4 separate regions of the Homo sapiens genome follow, and regions 1, 2 and 4 are each linked to region 3. Evidence: chromatin contacts called from ENCODE Hi-C or POLR2A ChIA-PET data. All regions are on one chromosome and are shown on one strand. Each heading gives the region's core, a stretch centred on a gene start or an enhancer-like site at or near the end of the contact. The rest is flanking DNA. Distances are from core to core; before and after follow the strand shown. Region 1 holds the start of SLC9A3-AS1 (SLC9A3 antisense RNA 1). Region 2 has its middle 3.8 kb from the start of MIR4457. Region 3 holds the start of TENT4A (terminal nucleotidyltransferase 4A). Region 4 overlaps LPCAT1 (lysophosphatidylcholine acyltransferase 1).

What was found. A loop is a pair of places that touch in the nucleus more often than their neighbours do. ChIA-PET counts read pairs that join two places held with the same protein, here RNA polymerase II (POLR2A). Pooled maps may share reads with other maps.
Region 1: a loop to region 3 is called in a map of CD8-positive, alpha-beta T cell, with 18 times the contacts of the local background. The contact joins the promoter of SLC9A3-AS1 here to the promoter of TENT4A in region 3. A Hi-C loop is called at or near these places in 1 of 168 maps with a recorded cell type or tissue (CD8-positive, alpha-beta T cell) and 6 of 50 pooled maps. POLR2A ChIA-PET finds 5 or more read pairs at or near these places in 1 of 52 experiments (HEK293).
Region 2: a loop to region 3 is called in a pooled map, with 8 times the contacts of the local background. The contact joins the enhancer-like site here to the promoter of TENT4A in region 3. A Hi-C loop is called at or near these places in 2 of 37 single-sample maps with no recorded cell type and 4 of 50 pooled maps.
Region 4: a loop to region 3 is called in a pooled map, with 5 times the contacts of the local background. The contact joins the enhancer-like site here to the promoter of TENT4A in region 3. A Hi-C loop is called at or near these places in 7 of 37 single-sample maps with no recorded cell type and 3 of 50 pooled maps.

The regions. Positions count from the first base shown.
Region 1 is chr5:471,866-474,565 of GRCh38, forward strand. SLC9A3-AS1 (SLC9A3 antisense RNA 1) reads left to right here and starts at 1,371. Exons shown (of 7, transcript NR_125375.1): 1 at 1,371-1,534. It overlaps SLC9A3 (solute carrier family 9 member A3), which reads right to left. Exons shown (of 17, transcript NM_004174.4): 17 at 1-1,517. The coding sequence ends at 1,514. SLC9A3-OT1 (SLC9A3 3' UTR overlapping transcript 1) reads right to left here and starts at 1,100. Exons shown (of 2, transcript NR_024158.1): 1 at 814-1,100; 2 at 1-100. RefSeq lists enhancers at 52-694, 695-1,335 and silencers at 579-708, 1,069-1,138, 1,259-2,078.
Region 2 is chr5:1,311,780-1,314,479 of GRCh38, forward strand. No RefSeq gene overlaps it. Among named protein-coding and RNA genes, the nearest start is that of MIR4457, 3.8 kb to the left of the region's middle. RefSeq lists an enhancer at 1,249-1,318. Within about 2 kb of position 1,317, at least 3 of the 41 ENCODE cell types and tissues checked have a DNase peak (open chromatin) inside an H3K27ac peak, as active enhancers do.
Region 3 is chr5:6,712,034-6,714,733 of GRCh38, forward strand. TENT4A (terminal nucleotidyltransferase 4A) reads left to right here and starts at 1,399. Exons shown (of 13, transcript NM_006999.6): 1 at 1,399-2,666. The coding sequence starts at 1,951. RefSeq lists an enhancer at 488-547 and silencers at 718-1,157, 1,268-1,637, 1,938-2,007, 2,378-2,700.
Region 4 is chr5:1,483,900-1,486,599 of GRCh38, forward strand. The region is part of intron 5 of LPCAT1 (lysophosphatidylcholine acyltransferase 1); the gene reads right to left. Among named protein-coding and RNA genes, the nearest start is that of MIR6075, 26 kb to the right of the region's middle. Within about 2 kb of position 1,257, at least 3 of the 41 ENCODE cell types and tissues checked have a DNase peak (open chromatin) inside an H3K27ac peak, as active enhancers do.

The DNA.
Region 1 (2,700 bases), core at 121-2,620, 6.2 Mb before region 3:
CTTTTCCCACCAGGGACTCAATGGGGACTCAATGTGCAATATTCAGTCAACATAAAACTCTTTAAGAACTCCTCCTGACTGGTGACTGTCAACACTTGATCTGAAACGTGAATAGTTTAATTTTCCTGAGCAAGGAGCTGCGAGTCTAGCTTTAGAAAAGCCCCTAGGAGTGTCCACCTCCACCACTTCCACCGTGCAGGCAGGTTTCAGGTGGGTTGGACCCTGTGGGACTTGCCGTCTGAGGGATGGATGGACTCCGAGCACCCTCCCCGGCTCAGCACCCGCGGCCTCCGCCCACTCAATGGACTGTGCCTCCCAGAGCTTGGGCTGGATGGTCTCCCTGCAGAGGACCAGGAGCTCTGTCCAAGGCCTCGCCCTGGGACGCTGGAAGGGGTGGGAAGGGTCAGGGGTCCGGGGTCTAGGACAGGCTCAGGGGTCTCAGCAGGTTCTCCTTGGAGGGCCTGAGCCTGGTAGGGGGGCGGTGCCCTGGGCCCCTCCATGCCCCCTGGTTTGTTAAGGGGGACAGAGCAGCTGCTGGGCCCCACCATCCACTTAAGGACTGGCCGTGATTCTTGGCAAGCTCCGCCCGCCAGGCCACCTCTCACCCAGCCAGGGCACCCCGGGCGACCTCCGCGCCAGGTGCGACAGCTCAGGCCGGAGACCTCGTCTGTGGGGACGGGCCGTGTCCGGGGCCGCCACCCTGAGACCGGGCGCGGGCAGGACGGAACCTGGGGGGGAAACGGGGCAGGTACTGGCTTTAGGAGTCTAAATCCCCAAACGCTGAGCAGACGGAAGACGTTCCTGCCACTTTACCTGCAGTTCAAAGACCTGGCGAGGGCCTGGAAACGGCGCTCGGCCCAGGCCGCTTGCGGGCGCTGGGCCTGCAGCCGCTGCAGGTCGGGCCCTGAGTCCTGGCGCTCGGGAGGTCCCTGAGTCGGTCCCCGAGTCAGTCCCCGGGCGCGGGGCTCGGTTGGGGGGGCCCGGAACCTTGGGCTGGTTTCACGCAAATCCGTTTGGGGCGAGCCTCGGTTTCCCGGCAGCGGTGGGAAAGGGCGCGAGCGGCCAGCCATGGCGCGCGGACCCTTCCCGCCGGCGGCGTCACAGCGGCGTCTCCTCCTGCTCCAGCGCGTGCGGCGGTGCGTGGCACGAGGGCGGCAGCGACGCCAGCTTCAGCAGCGCGGGGCGGCGGCGCGCGCGAGGCCGCTGGAACGAGCGCCGGCTGTGCACGCGGCGCGCCGCCGCCGAACGCGCGTGCGCACTCGGCAGCCCTCGGCGCTCCGGCCCCGCCCCCGGCGCAGGCCCCGCCCCCGGCTCGCCCTCGGGCGGCTCTGCGGGCGCAGGCGCGGCACTCTCGGAGTTCTGCGCAGGCGCTGGCGTGGGCGAGGCGGGGCTCGGGGCTCGCGGTCGCTGTAGCCGCGCGGGGATCTGGGGTTTCTCTGGGACAGCGGCGGCGGCGGTGGGCGGACCGTGGCGCGGGGACGAGCGGCCGGTTAGCGGCGTGTCGGAGCCGGTGTCACCTGCGGGAGAGGAAGGCGTGAGCGGCGCGCGGAGCCCGGGCGCTGGGGCGGGAGGGGCGTCCCCGGGGGCCTCAGCTGTCCCCGAGCCCGGCGGCTCTCGCCTCCCCTCCCGCGGCGCACCCCAGGCTCGGCGTCCGCTGGGGCCTCCTCCCAGGACCCGGGTTCGCGGGGCAGAGGCGGAAGCAGCAACAGCGAAGCCCCAGCCCGGCCCCGCCACGTCCCCCCGCCGGGGGTCCCGGGACAGCGGCCTCCTCGGCGCAGGAAGGTCCCGCCCCAGGCCCTGCAGCGCGGGAGGTCAAGGTCCCCAAGGGGACCTGCTTCCTCCATCTCAAACCGCCCTGGCGTCCCCCGGGTGCCTCCCAGGCCCCCAGAGGGAGCTCAGAAAGCCCAGACCCCACGGCCCGCCCCTCTCCCTGCTCTGAGCTGGAGGCAGAGTCCGGGTCTGCGGGGCCGGCCCTCCCTGTATCCCTGTGAGAGGGTCGGGGACCCGGGGCGTCTGTCTGGCTTCCCCCAGCCCTGCTCTCAGCTCCCTGGGAGCGCAGGATTTGGACTCGCGGACTAGCTTTCGGAGCCACCTAAAGGAAATCTCAGGCGGCCCTAGTGCCCTCAGCTCCGTGGGAGCAGCAGAGACGCCAGAGTATCTCTGTCCGGGCTCCTGAGGGAGGTGCGGCCAGCAGGGCGCTAGAGGAGGAAGAGGGGCTGCTGGAGAGAGAGAGCGCGCCAGGTTCAGGTCCAGGGAGGAGAGAGAGCGAGCGCGCGAGGCGGAGACCTGGAGGGAGAGGAGCTGCGGAGAGGGGTTAGGCGGGGAGGGAGAGAGAGAACCAGGTTCCGGTCCAGGGAGGAGAGAGACAGCGCGCGCGAGGCGGAGACCTGGAGGAGAGGAGCTGCGGAGAGGGGTTAGGCGGGGAGAGAGAGAGAGCGAGCCAGGTTCAGGTCCAGGGAGGAGAGAGACAGCGCGCGCGAGGCGGAGACCTGGAGGGAGAGGAGCTGCGGAGAGGGGTTAGGCGGGGAGGGAGAGAGAGAACCAGGTTCAGGTCCAGGGAGGAGAGAGACAGCGCGCGCGAGGCGGAGACCTGGAGGAGAGGAGCTGCGGAGAGGGGTTAGGCGGGGAGAGAGAGAGAGCGAGCCAGGTTCAGGTCCAGGGAGGAGAGAGACAGCGCGCGCGAGGCGGAGACCTGGAGGG
Region 2 (2,700 bases), core at 67-2,566, 5.4 Mb before region 3:
GAAGGGGTAGTAACCGTTGTGTAGTGGGGTCATTGCCATGGAAGTGGGTGGTAACGCCTGGGGGTTGCCACGGCAATGGTAAACACTGGTGGGTGTGTCTCATGGAAAGCCGCTTCCGCCCTGGCTGTGTTTCAGCTAGTCCTCAATTGGGTCTGGGGTCCAAGTCCCACCTCTGATCTCATAAGAAGTTGTTACGGATTGTACTGTGTCCTCCCCAAAATCTACGTGTTAAAGTCCTAACCCCCAGAACTTCAGAATGTGCCCTTATTTGGAAATAGAATATTTGCACGTGTGATTAGTTAAGATGGGGTCATTAGGGTGGCCCTAAGCCAGTGACTGGTGTCCTTATAAGAAGGAGAAATCTGGACACAGAGACAGACGGGCATCAAGGGAAGATGATGTGAGGACACAGGGAGAAGACGGCCATGTACAAGCCAAGGAGAGGCTGACACAGAGCATCCCTCGCAGCCTCAGAGGGAGCCAGTCCTGCCCACACCTGATCTGGGACCGTGGCCTCCAGAACTGAGTTGGCCAATGTCTGCTATTGAAGCTGCCAGCCACAGTGCTTTGTTGTGGCCGCCCCCACAAGCTCACACAGGGGTGGAGAAGCAGACGTTGCCACAGGTGTCACGTAAATCAAGACAGTGCTATGCCAATGTCATGCCAAGGCAGTTGATATTTGGGCCAGGCGCAGTGGTGCACACCTGTAGTCCTAGCACTTTGGGAGGCCGAGGTGGGTGGTGGATTGCTTGAGCCCAGGAGTTTGAGATTAGCCTAAGCAACATGGCAAGACCCCATTGCTACAAAAAAATACAAAAATTGGCTGGGCATGGTGGCTCAGGCCTGTAATCCCAGCAATTTGGGGAGCTGAGGTGGACAGATCAATTGAGGTCAGGAGTTCAAGACCACCCTGGCCAATATGGTGAAACCGCCTCTACTAAAAATACAAAAATTAGCCAGGTGTGCCTGTAGTCCCAGCTACTCAGGAGGCTGAGGTGGGAGGATCGCCTGTGCCCAGGGAGGTTGAGACTGCAGTGAGCTGAGATTGCACCACTGCACTCCAGCCTGGACAACAGAGTTAGACCTTGTCTTGAAAAAAAAAAAAAAGACAGTTGTCATTTTAGGTCAAACGGACAAATTCTTTAAACAAAATATAATAAAACATCAAGGGGAAATAGAAAATCTGCATGGTATTATTATCACAGAAGTTACAAAAATTAAAACAGTAGTGAAAAAAATATCCCACAAAGGAAACCGCAGACTTAGGCGGTTTCATCAGTTGCATCCACAAATGCCTTAGGGGATGATTTTAGACAACAGACAGGAGGAAATGGTCTCAGCCTCACCGTCCGTGGCCACGGCAGCTTCAGTGAGCCAGCCCTGCACAATCAGCTCTGCAAGGTGTGATTGGAGGGAACAGGAAACAGAAAACACAAAGAGAAGCCACCCAGAGGGTTGGTGAGGATACAAAGGGTTTTCAACGCCGCTAGTCAGCAGGGAAATGCACATTTAAACCGCGAAAAGGCTCCACTACACACCCACCAGAGTGGCTAAAATTAGACAGCAGCATTGTGTGCTGGAGAAGGGGTGATGCCATGGGGCTCACATGCCACAGTGCACAGCCAGAGTGGCACAGACCCCTTAGAACACGGGTGACATGTACTGGAGCTCAGCACACATGCACCACAACAGCCATGTCCCCCCTGGGTCTGTGCCCAAAGGCAGGCACAGCCACGTGCATGATTTGATCCGTAACGGCCCCGGTTCGTGCCATGGAATGCCACATGGAAGAAAGTCACAATGAGCACCGCTTGCGACAACACAGATGGACGCCAGACAGAGCCCAGCCCGAGAACCTGGGTACCAGAGCTCCCAGCATGACTGTTCATGTGTGGGACTTGGACCCGGTGACCCATGGGCTGGGTTCACCCGCCTGGTTTCCACTGAGAGGGCCCCGTGGGGCCGGGGTCTGTCTGTAGCCTGACTCGGGTGCTTGGTGCTGGAGTCTGGAAGCATGCAGGGCTTGTTGAGCTGCACGGGGTGCATCTGCCATGACACTGTGTGGAAATTGTATAGCAACAAGTTTTTTAAAAGTGCCTGCCGGCCTGGTGCAGCAACTCATGCCTGTAATCCCAGCACGTTGGGAGGCCAAGGCGGGCAGATCACGTGAGGTCAGGAGTTCAATACCAGCCTGGCAACATAGTGAAACCCCATCTCTACTAAAAATACAAAAATGAGCCGGGCGTGGTGGCAGATGTCTGTAACCCCAGCTACTCGAGAGGCTGAGGCAGGAGAATCGCTTGAACCCGGGTGGCAGAGGTTGCAGTGCCAGCCTGGGTGACAGAACGAGACTCCGTCTCAAAAAAAAAAAAAAAAAAAAAGTGTCTGCCTCTCAGTGCACCAGCTGAGTCCAGCCAGCAGGACAGAAGCCACTGGGACATCACACTGAAGGTTCAACAAGGGAAATGGCAGGATGAGGGGGAGGTGGGCATGTCCCCCCAGACATCCCGGTTCAGCCCCAGAACCGCGGATGTGATCCCACGTGCCAGAGTGGACTCGGTGGCCACCATCACACTTGGATCTTGGATGGGAGATGATGCTGGGTAATCGTCTGGGACTGATGTAACCACAGAGGGTCGGGGTGAGAATCAGGGATATGACCACGGAGGCAAAGGTTAGGGTGAGGCGAAGAAGGCCACA
Region 3 (2,700 bases), core at 149-2,648:
TATTTGAAAACGTCTGAAACATTCATTTTCATTACTAACCACCACCACTTGCCCCAAAGCCTTTGTATGCAACACACGGACCTTTCCTGTTGGGGCGATGTTTGAAGGGTCAAGTGCTTAGTAATGTCTACTCATCTGTGCTGGAGACGAGGGGGTAGCATTTACAACACGCCTGTACGAAGGCCAGGTCCCGTTCTACTTAAAAGGCTTGGAGCCCGGGCGCCACTGGGCTAAGGCAGCTTCAGGGCCCTGGCCCGGGAGTGCATTTGCGGGGACTCCGCCTGAAGACAGGGCGGCAGCCGCGGGGCCTCACGTCGCCCAGGCTCGCGGGGCACCGCGATGATCAACGACACTGGCGTTTGCTTTGGACCTCACAGGATGTGTGGTTGGCGCTGTATTCCAAACAGTGCCACTGTCAACCCGGCTTCCATCGCGCTCGGGACACCGGGATGGCAAACGGCAGGCTGTGGATGGCGGGCGGTTTCCCACTGACTCCTGCCCGCTCGGTGCAGCTGGAAAAACCGAAGCCGGGGGCCGGACGCGCCGCCCACCAGCCGTTCCTCGGCTAGCACTGCCCATTTTGCCCAGGGAATTAACTTGGAAGTTTTCACTTCACTTTTCGCATAGAAAATCATTTTAAAAAGCAAACCAAACGCCTGTAAGCAGACCCGCTAGGGAGCAGGACTCTGCCGCGTGTCCTTCCCGGCTCCGGAGCGGCGGAGCCAGCCACCCGGCACGGCACGCTGGCCGCTCACCCCGCGAGGTGCAGGGAGCACGTGGGCCGACGCGCGGACCCCAGAGAGCGCAGCGTGACCTGCTGCACGGACCCTCGGATGAGAGACCTGGGGCGGGATCTGCGACCGGGGCCCGCCCTTACGTCAGGAGGGAGGGCCGGCCGGCGGGGGAAGCGCCTGCGGTGGCGTCCGCTGCCCCCGCCCGGCTGCTCGGAAACTTCCACCGGCGGCGGTGACGGCCACGCTGCCCTGCGCACGCGCAGCGCGGCTCAGGCGGCAGCCCGGTGACACCGGCCCTAGCGCGCATGTCTGCACGCCGGGGTCTGCGCGCCGCGGCGGGCCGAGGGCGGCGTGCGGGCCTTCCAGCCGCTGCCTATTCCACCCAACGCCGGCCTAGTCAGTAATGGCTCAACGCCACCGCCTCTCCCTCCAGCCCCTCCCAGTCGCGTAGCTTCTGACGCCGTCCTCACCCCGCCCGCGGCCGACGGGGCCCCAACGCGCAGGCGCGGTAACCACGGCGGCAGTGTCTAGTGAGGATTTGAAATCGGTCGCGCGTGCGCACCGGCGACACGGCCCGGCGACCGAGGCCGCGCTTCCTCCTGCCGCCCCCGTCCCCGCCCCCTCCCCCGCCCCTCATTGGAGCGGACGCGGCGGCGGCCCCCTCCTTCCCCCGCGCTGTCGCCGCCGAGAGTGTCTTTTCACCGCCGCCGCCGCCGCCGCCGCAGGAGCGCCGAGCCAGCGGCGCGAGCGTGACTGAGGGCTAGCCGCACGGGCGGCGGCGCCTCCCGCGGGTCCTTCAGCCGCTCGGCGCCTGGGCCCGCCCCCTCGGCCCCGCCGCCCGCCCTTCTCCGATGGCCTCTCCCCGCGGCCCGAGTGGAACGCCGCCGCCGCCGCGGCCCCCGCGCCCGCCCCGCGCCGCGTGAAGCGGGAGCCCGGAGACCGCAGCCGCCCGCTGGGACGCGCCAAGCGCCGGAGCCGCCCGCCGCGGCCTGCCGGGGCCCATCACCGCCGCCGCCGCCCCACGCCGGAGCCCGACGGGAGCGCGGCTAGAGCAGGAGGCCGGGGCTCGGCCCGCCCGCCGCCGCCGCCGCCGCCGCCGCCACCGGCCCAGGCCCGTCCGTCCGTCCGTGCGCGCGCGGCCGGGCCTCGGGGCGCGGCGGGGGCGGGGCCGCGTCGGGGCGGGCGGGCGCGCGGGCCCCGCGGGGGCGGCGCGTGGATGGATCCGCGCGTGGCCTGGATCCAGCCCGAGCAGAAGGGGCCGGCCAATGCCCTGTGGATGCAGATCTGGGAGACCTCGCAGGGCGTGGGCCGCGGCGGCTCGGGCTTCGCGTCCTATTTCTGCCTCAACTCGCCGGCGCTGGACACGGCGGCCGCGGCGGGGGCGGCCGGGCGGGGCAGTGGCGGCCTGGGCCCCGCGCTGCCCGCCGCGTCGCCCCCGCCGCCCGGCCCCACCGCGCCCGCCGCGCTGCCCCCCGCGCTGCTGACGGCGCTGGGGCCCGCGGCCGAGGGCGCGCGGCGCTTGCACAAGTCGCCGTCGCTGTCGTCCTCGTCGTCGTCCTCCTCGTCCAACGCGGAGTCGGGCACCGAGAGCCCCGGCTGCTCGTCGTCGTCCTCCAGCAGCGCCTCGCTGGGCCGGCCGGGCGGCGGCCGCGGCGGCGCCTTCTTCAACTTCGCCGACGGCGCGCCCAGCGCCCCTGGCACAGCCAACGGGCACCCCGGGCCGCGCGGCCCCGCGCCCGCCGGCTCCCCGTCGCAGCACCAGTTCCACCCGGGTCGCCGGAAACGCGAGAACAAGGCCAGCACCTACGGCCTCAACTACCTGCTGTCCGGCAGCCGCGCGGCCGCTCTCAGCGGAGGGGGCGGCCCCGGGGCCCAGGCGCCGCGGCCCGGCACCCCGTGGAAGAGCCGCGCGTACAGCCCGGGCATCCAGGGGTGAGTGCGCGGGGAGGCCGCGGGGGCGGGGGCG
Region 4 (2,700 bases), core at 7-2,506, 5.2 Mb before region 3:
AGACATCCGTGGAGGGACACTTTCTGCTGTAACATCGCGCACCAGCTGGAAGGCGTTGGTGGGAAGTGGGGGTCCTCATCACCGGCCAATGCTCACCCACCTGACGGGGTTAGGGTCTGCCCTCACCAAGCACATACACCTGCCTCGGGGCCCCACCCGCCGCCCTCACCTGCCCCTGGGGCTCAGCTCCAAGGACGGGCGGATTTGGTCACAGCTGCAGCAGGACTTGCCCGGGATCTGCCTCTCTCTCTGAGTGGCTGCCACCTGATGGGCTCCCAAGGAATCAGGAGGAGCCCCAGCGAGGCCCAGCTAGAGCCACAGGCCGCAGAGGCTCAGGAACTTCCCCGTTCCCACTGGAATTGTGGCTGTACCCAGCAGCCGCTCCGCCTTCTCACTGGCCGGAGTTGTGCCCTTGCGGGCTGGAGCAAGGCACCATGGACTCTGTGGATGATTGTTTCTATTTTAAATTCTATTTAAATCTCTATTGAAAGAGTTTTTTTTTAACTGGAAAACTCAGGCATCAGAAGTACTCAAGTTTTAGAACAGGACAGGCGGTCTGAGAAGGGCTCCCCTGCCTGGCGACCTGAGGCCAGGCGAGTGAATCCCCAGGCAGCGCGTTCCTCCCAGGCTGCCAGCGAGTGCCACTATGTGGTCAGGAATTTGCGGTTGGTCCTGGCTGCGGGATTCTGCACAATTCTGGGAGAATGGAGCCCATGCTTGCCCCTAGGGCTGCCAGGAGCATCTGTCCCTAGGGCCAATTCTCCCTTCACGGTGGCCTGAGGCCAGAGGCCCGTGTCAGGGCTGAAACCTCGAGCTGACCGCCCAACCCACTCAGCTTTCGTCTCATGCAGGACATCCACCTGCAGCCTTGGTGTCCAGCTGGCACCCCAAGTCCCTGGGCCCGTGTGCCGCAGCTTCCCCTGTGTCCAGGGCTGGGTTGCCCCCTTCCTGCTGTGGGCTCAGCAGCACCTGGGAGCAAGCTCATGCAGTTCACCCAGCACTTCTGTGTGCCCAGGTGGACGGGTGGCTGTGTCAGGGGAGGCGGAGGACGGCAGGGCTGGCACAGACCCAGGCTCAAGCCCCAGCTCCAACGCCCGGCAGCCGAGTCCCAGCCCCTGAGACACGCAGTGTGGAGGAAATAGTCCTCATTGCCTGGGACCGAGCCCAGGAGCTCGCGTGGAGTGCCGAGACCTGCTGTGGGTGATAATGGCTCTGCTGCTACAGCTCAGCCGACCATCCCGACCATGTGTCAAGGGGACATCACTGAAACTCAGTAAGAATCAAAGGAAACCTCAACACCCTGGGGACCTCTCAGGAAAGTCCCCAAGAGCACAGAAACCCCCCATGAGCCTGAAAGGTCAGTGACTTCATGGAAACCCCGGTGGGAAAGTCTGCAGGGGTCTCTGGCCTCCCTAGTCTCCCAGGGGCCCCTGAGGGTCAGCAGCACCCAGACCCCGCCAGCACTGTGCACCCAAGGCAGGCTGCACAAGGGCCAGGCTGGGAGAAACCAAGATGAGGCAGTCAGAGCCCAGGGCTTCTGAATGCAGGAACAAGGCAGAGGGGAGGAGGTACGGGCTTCTAAACTGCACAGAAACCTCCATATTCACACATAGCTTGTGCTGGGCATGGGTCTAACGTCACTAGTTGCAACAATGAGGCTGGAAGATGGCTCAACAGGGACCCCTGAGGCCCCCAGAAGGCCATCACCCCTTATTCACCCTGACCATCCCCCACAGCCCACCCCACAGGAAGAAACAGTCCACCATGGCCCAGGGAGAGCCGTGTCCACATCTGCTCACAGCCTGTGCAGGGAGGCCGCTGCGGCCCAGGGACAGCCACATCCATGTTTGCTCACAGCCCGTGCAGGGAGGCCGGGGAGAGCCACATCCATGTCTGCTCACAGCCCGTGCAGGGAGGCCAGGGACAGCCACATCCATGTCTGTTCACAGCCCGTGCAGGGAGGCCACTGTGGCCCAGTGAGAGCTGCGTCCACTTCCAACAGCCACATTTGGTAGGCCCGCCTCTGCATCCTCGGGCTGTCAGTGCCATCGCTGGGCCCACGCAGCATCCTAGGGCCTTCTCACTGTCTTCGTTCTGCTCTGAGAGCTTGGAGCTGGCAGGCAGGTGGGGTGTGGGCATGTGGAGGGCGTGGGCCCAGGACCTTCCAGGAGGGGTCTCCAGGTACCCAGTCAGCCGATCCTGCTCTAGTGCCCTCTGACAAGGAGGGTGAGTGTGGGCACTGGAGAGGAAGGCCCCACATGGGCCTGTTTCAGGAGCAACTCAATCCCTGCAGAGCCCTGAGGGTCCCAGCCCTGCTGGAACCCACCACATCCAGCAGACCCCACAGGGCTCTGCTGAGCTCTATCACCCCCACCTCAGAGGCGGCACCCCTGGCCTGGGTCAGAACAGGGGGACTCAGGTGGACAGTGCAGCACAGACAAGAGACACTCAGGAGAAAGAAGGCACCTGGGCCCAGGAGGACCCTGCTGGAGGCTCCAGGAGCCTGAGGCTGGAGGCTGGGCCCAATGCGGGAAGGTCTCCGGGGATGAAGGCGGGGAGTCAGCAGTGGTGCCCAAACGGGTGACCCCAGCAACGTGACCCCAACATCAGGCGATGTGATGAAAGGTGGAGGGAGGGTCTGAGTGGGTGGGCCGCCATGGAGCTGGGGCAGCTGGAGCCCAAGGCAGCAGGCAGGTTGTG